Linked DNA regions of Mus musculus: region 1 is linked to region 2. A link is a loop called in an ENCODE intact Hi-C map of the cell type or tissue named here. Cell type or tissue: heart. All regions are shown on one strand. Each heading gives the region's core, and the rest is flanking DNA. Links, peaks and the distances in the headings are about the cores only.

Region 1 (2,901 bases), core at 262-2,761, 120 kb after region 2:
TTAGAAGCAAGCACCAAAACCCACAGCCCTGATCTCCCATGTTTTCCCACTTCAGAGTGGCCCACCCTGAAGTCCTGTGAGCACTTAGTAGGTAATGAGCACTTGCTCTAAACGTGTTAAGATGGAACCACGGGGGCCGGGCACTGGTGGCGCACGCTTTTAATCCCAGCACTTGGGAGGCAGAGGCAGGCGGATTTCTGAGTTCCAGGCCAGCCTGGTCTACAGAGTGAGTTCCAGGACAGCCAGGGCTACACAGAGAAACCCTGTCTCGAAAAAAACAAAACAAAAACAAACACACAAACAAACAAAAAAGATGGGACCACAGGAGATGGACAACGTCACTGTCCCTGTTTCACAGACTGAAAGTAGGGCAGATGGGAACCTGAGGGCTTTGAGACTATACTGTACCCGGCAGCACTAACTAAAGAGCGCCCGCCCGCACAAGTCGAGAACCAGAGAATTGGCAGTGCGAGGGCGCTCGCGAAGCCCCGCCCGCCCAGAACCTGGTATTCGAGCCTGCTCCTTCACCCCGCAGTTCAGTGCTGTCCCGGGTTAACCCGAAGTTAACTGGAGGCCCCAGGATGCCTATCCCGGAACACACATCGGACCTGCGGCCAACCGGGACCCCGAAGAGGGCGGGGAAGCCAGGGCTGGAGCTGGGCTGGAACCGCCAGAAAGGCTTCCTTGCCTGGGGATGGCGCCTGGCTAAAGATACTTGCCCAGGAGCTGCAGCTGGCAAAGATGGGGTAGCGGGGATCAGTGAAGAGACACAAGAAGGGCCAGGAAGAAACTTCCCAGAAGTTTGGACCAGATTTTCCCTGACCTAGGGCGTGGCTTCTCCCGGAACTCATCCCCTGCAGTCACTAAGATGCTTTGAGTTTTCTGTCTCTAACTGGGTGTAGAATACCCCGACCCCACCTCCCTCGTGATGGTGAAAGGACAACTTGCACAAGTCTGGTCTCCTTCACTAAGCTGATCCCGGGGATAGAACTCAGATTGTCAAGTTTGGCAGCAAGTGCCTTCTGCGCTGCCTTTCATGGACTTTACAGTCGGAGCGCACACATAGCTTCTTAGCTTCTCTAAGACTACGGAATGGGCACAAGGAAAAGAAGGGCTCGAACCACCGCTGAGATATATCCTGCATTTTCTTCCTCCCACTATTGTGTCAGATACCTGTTGCTCTAGGAACCGAAAACTTTGCTCTGTGTTTCCGCGGGACACTCTTGCGTTGTACACACCCGCATCCCAACTTCGTTTCCCTTGGATCAGCCAATAGGAATCAAAATCTATAGATAGAGGGCGGGACCTCCTATAGGCGATCCAATGGTAGTTGAGAGTCGTACCGCTAAGTCACACCGCAAAGGGGCAGGACTTTCTTCCCGAACTTGAAGCCCTGCGGGAGTGTCGGCCAAGGTGCTTGCAAAATTGGAAATCCATGTGGCGTGGGCTGAGCGCCCTGGTGACCCAGGCGGCGTGGGCGCCCCTCAGGTGAGTGGCACGGACCCGCTGTCACGCGCTAGACGTTGCTTTAGGACCCAGGTTTGCCCCTGAAGTTCCAGACCCCGTTCCTCCTCCCGCAGCTGCCGTGTCTTTCCAAGCCCATCGCCTGGCCACCGCTCGTACAGCTTGGGCATCAACGGGCGACCATCCCTCCGTCCATGTTCACCCCGAGGCTCGGGTTTCTGGATGCGCTTACTCGTTTCCTTTCCGATCTCCAGGCTGTGCGCACGCTGCAGCACCAGTGCAGAGTCCTTAGTCCCCAGCAGCACCATCTTCGCACTCAGCTCCGGCCAGGGACGCTGCGCCATCGCAGTGATCCGCACCAGCGGTCCAGCTAGCGGGCTCGCGCTCCGCAGCCTCACGGCGCTCCAGGAGCCGCCTCCTGCCCGCAGAGCCTGCCTGCGCCTTCTCCGCCACCCGTGCTCCGGGGAGCCACTGGACCGCTCACTCGTCCTCTGGTTCCCAGGTGAGGGGCCGGATCCGGGAGCCCACGGCGCTCGTGTCCGGGTCTCAGTCCCCTCCAGGAGTCAGCCCGGGTCGTGCCCATCCCCTAACTCTGCTTTTTTCCATACAAGGACCCCAGAGTTTCACGGGTGAGGATTGCGTGGAGTTTCACGTACACGGAGGTCCTGCGGTGGTCAGCGGTGTCTTGCAGGCATTGGGTGAGGCTCTGTTGAGTGGCACTGTTCCTGGGGGAGACTAAAAGGTATTGGAGATAGACTGCAAAACACATTGTCATTTGGGAGAAGAGATGTATCATATTAACCCAGGCCTTCTAGATGACTCTGCCAGTAAAGGTGATTGTTGCCAAATGTGAACCCGAGTGGTGAAAGGTGAGAATTGATTCCTGCAGGCTGTCTTTTGACTTCCTGGTGTCACACACACACGCAGAGACTTCAGCATGGGGAGGACTTTGAGGAAAGCTCAGACTCAAGTGCATGTTTGGTGGTAGTTGTTTGGAGGAAGTGCTAAGTCCTATTTAGGGAGTTGATGAGTAGCTGGTACGATGTACCAGCGTACAACCAGGCTTTCTGTGATTTCTGGGTGGTGGGGATAGGGAGGGTCTTGCCTTTTCAGAAAGAATTGTGTCACCTTTACTTAATGTGTGTTCATCCAACAAGTTTGCCACAGGAAGCCCCTGATGGCCAGCACTCTGTCAGTCTGGGGCCTGCGTGTGTAATCAGCACTGATGGGGAGGGGCAACTGCAGGTGACCTCAACAGCTTGCTGGCCTGGGTTCTAAGAGAGATATCTACATCCCCCAGATGGGGTGTGGTGGTCACACCCAGTAACTGACCACTGACCCATTAGGGTCCAGCCCAAAGAATCAGTGAGCTTCCTGTGATTCCTTACAGGATCAGGGGACTCTGACGAAGTTGTGTCACCTGAAAACCCACCTGGG
Region 2 (2,901 bases), core at 236-2,735:
TCACCATAACTCCAGTGCTCGGGGATCCAGTATCATTTTTGTTTTTTAAGGTTTAAATAGTTTTTTAGAGACAGGGTTTCTCTGTGTAGCCCTGGCTGTCTTGGAACTCTCTCTGTAGACCAAGCTGGCCTCAAACTCAAAGATCCACCTGCCTCTTTCTCCTGAGTGCTAGGATTAAAACCCTACCACCACCCTGCCCAGGTTAAAATGTTATGTTTAATTGTGTGTTGGTGTGTGCATATGAAACGTGAAGAAATCAGAGGTGTCAGATCCCCGGAGTCACAGGCATCTTTTCTAAAAACGTGGACTGAGACGGCTTGTCTAGCATTTCTAATGCTCATAAGTTACATGCGAGTGAAAGAGGTAAACCTAATATTGGTTCACAACCACGGTAAATCCAGCTCCAGGGCATCCTGGCTTGTTTTATAATCCTCATGGCATTCATTCCCTGATCCCTGAATTTCTCATTGGCTAAGTTCTTCGGGAGGTACAATATTCTCCATCCTTCGGGGCCTCGATCATGTAGCCGACTACATGTAACCTAAAATGAAAGAGAGTTGCTGGTAGCTAGGGAAGGGGGGGCCATGGACCATGATTTATTAAAGCTCAGGATGCTGGCAGCCAGGACTGGAAACTAGCAGGTCCGGCCAGATGGAAACGCCCAACTGACACGTCATCAAGCAGGGTCGGGGGAGACCCCAGGTCAAGGTTCCCGCTACAGAGGTAGAAAACACGTGCACTGCGCGCGCAGAGGCGAGGTGAACAAGCGGAATGCAATGACCGGCGAGGGAAGATGAGGAATGGCTTTTCCAGTCCTTTCAACGAATTCTCGCCGGACATAATCGGCTGTTCAGGGCCTACATGGACTACAGAGACTCTGCTTCAAAAAACGAAAAAGGCCAGGTATCAAGACCATCATTTTAAAAAGAGACAGGGACGAAAACGATTTATCTTTGAATAAACTGCGGCTTGAAATAAAACTCTACTTCCGTCCCAAGCGTAGCAGGGCGGACCTCGGAGGGGAAGGACCTCACTCAGGCACTTCCGCCCTTTTCTAAGATGGCGCAGGCGGAAGGAGCCTATCATCGCCCGCTGGCGACGTCGCGGTTGGAGTTGAACCTGGTACGGCTGCTTTGTCGCTGTGAGTCGATGGCGGCAGAAAAACGAGAACCGGACGAGTGGCGACTGGAGAAGGTGAGGGATTCCCACGCCGCCGCAAAGGCCTGCGAACCAACTCCACAGGCCACTGTCTCCGCTCCTTCTGGTCCGCGGCGACACGCCCCTCGTGCGTAACCCCTGACGTCCTAGTTTTCTCCCTACAGCTTCACGCACAGGCCACGCCCTCTCAATTCTAGGTCTTCGCTTATGTCCCCTCCCCTCTCTGACTCCTCTCCGGGTCCCACCCCTCTCCCTGGTTTGCTCCTGCCTTGGGCCACTGGCTTGGCTGACACCATACCTTCCCTCCCAGTATGTGGGTGCCCTGGAAGACATGCTGCAGGCCCTGAAAGTTCAAGCAAGGTGAGTGTGGGGGCACCGAGTCACCACCTCCTACGACGGCACAGCAGCAGACTAACTTTTTCCTGCTGCCTTTCAGTAAACCGGCCTCAGAAGTGATCAGCGAGTACTCCCGCAAAGTGGACTTTCTGAAGGGCATGCTGCAGGCCGAGAAGTTGGTGAGCCTGCCCTCCCATCCCTCAGGCGGGCCTCACTCAGTTCCCCACAGCCCCTAGGACCAGGGCACAGCCCCCCAGTAACTCGTCTTCCCCTTCCTATGTCTCCTCAGACCTCCTCCTCTGAAAAAGCTCTAGCTAACCAGTTCCTGGCTCCTGGCCGCGTGCCCACCACAGCCAAGGAGCGGGTGCCTGCCACCAAGACTGTACATTTGCAGTCTAGGGCACGTTACACCAGTGAGATGCGGAGTGAGCTGTTGGGCATGGTACGATTCCCTCCCTTGTACTTGGGACCAACCTCTGGATAGCAAAAAGAGTAGTCTTCAGAGGGGAAAGACTGGAATAATACCACAAACTCTAGTGGGCCTTAGGCAAGGCTTCCCCAGGAAGGCACTGTGCTCAAGAAGAGGAATTTGGCTGGGTGGTGGTAGTACACGTCTTTAAACCTCAGCACTGAGGAGGCAGAGGCAGGCAGATCTTTGTGAGTTCAAAGCCAGCCTGCTTGCTCTACAGAATAAGTCCAGTAATCAGGGCTACACAGAGAAACTCTGTCTTAAAAAAAATTAGCAAAACAAAGAAGAATGGACCACATCTGGTTAAACCCCAGAGTTGGCCCCACAGCTTTACATGAGTCAGCCCAAAGCAGAGAGAGATTTAGGGAAGATATCAAAGAGCATGGCCTCATTCCTCTCTCCTCCCCACAGGAACCATCTGGAGGTGAGACATGCTGAGCATGACTGTTCCTGCCACCCCACAGCCCTCATGCCTGCCCATCCCCCTTGATTTTTCCCAGCCCAGGAAGAGGTCCCAGGGTCATCTTTGCCTGAGGGGAGGCTGAGAAAGAGGATGGTTCCCAGCACAGTGCTAGGCCATTGAGAGGGATCTGGGACCAGGGAGAGTGGGCAAAAAGCAGTTCACAGGCAGAACAGCATTTTGCTGATCAAGGTCAGAAGTTTGGAAACAAGAAAGCTATCTTCTTTGTTCTTGGCCTCTTTTGCTTCCAGAATGTGAGGTGGACATGAGGAAACGAGCGTGAGTATTTCAGCCACAGCGTGACAGGGAAGGGAAATGAGCGGCTGAAGCTGGGGCCCCTGAGCTGCTATAAGGACCAGCTGCCTGCTGGAAGTCCTTTCTGGGGCTGCTGTTCCCAGAATGTAAAAGAGCAGGGGAAACTGAGTCCCCAGTAGAACTGAGGGTGGTGCCATGGGCCCTGGGATCCTTGGGAAAGGGC

The links. Hi-C counts contacts between places; a loop is a spot of excess contacts. Peaks named below come from ENCODE experiments on the same cell type or tissue, not always from the same donor. Only the 100,000 strongest peaks of a DNase experiment are listed, where the experiment ranks them.
Region 1: a loop joins it to region 2, with 2.2 times the contacts of the local background. A loop is called at or near these places in 3 of 42 quality-filtered maps.

The regions. Positions count from the first base shown.
Region 1 is chr8:71,487,353-71,490,253 of GRCm38, forward strand. Gtpbp3 (GTP binding protein 3) reads left to right here and starts at 1,376. Exons shown (of 9, transcript NM_032544.4): 1 at 1,376-1,488; 2 at 1,719-1,966; 3 at 2,076-2,162. The coding sequence starts at 1,436. In heart, for the core only: a CTCF peak has its summit at 1,373; DNase peaks (open chromatin) are centred at 529, 1,299 and 2,686; H3K4me3 peaks cover 2,500 bases; H3K27ac peaks cover 1,770 bases.
Region 2 is chr8:71,366,176-71,369,076 of GRCm38, forward strand. It overlaps Use1 (unconventional SNARE in the ER 1 homolog (S. cerevisiae)), which reads left to right and starts at 1,042. Exons shown (of 8, transcript NM_025917.4): 1 at 1,042-1,194; 2 at 1,469-1,518; 3 at 1,595-1,673; 4 at 1,784-1,936; 5 at 2,375-2,387; 6 at 2,675-2,702. The coding sequence starts at 1,060. In heart, for the core only: no CTCF peak of the experiment used is centred there; DNase peaks (open chromatin) are centred at 706, 1,346 and 2,452; H3K4me3 peaks cover 2,217 bases; H3K27ac peaks cover 2,412 bases.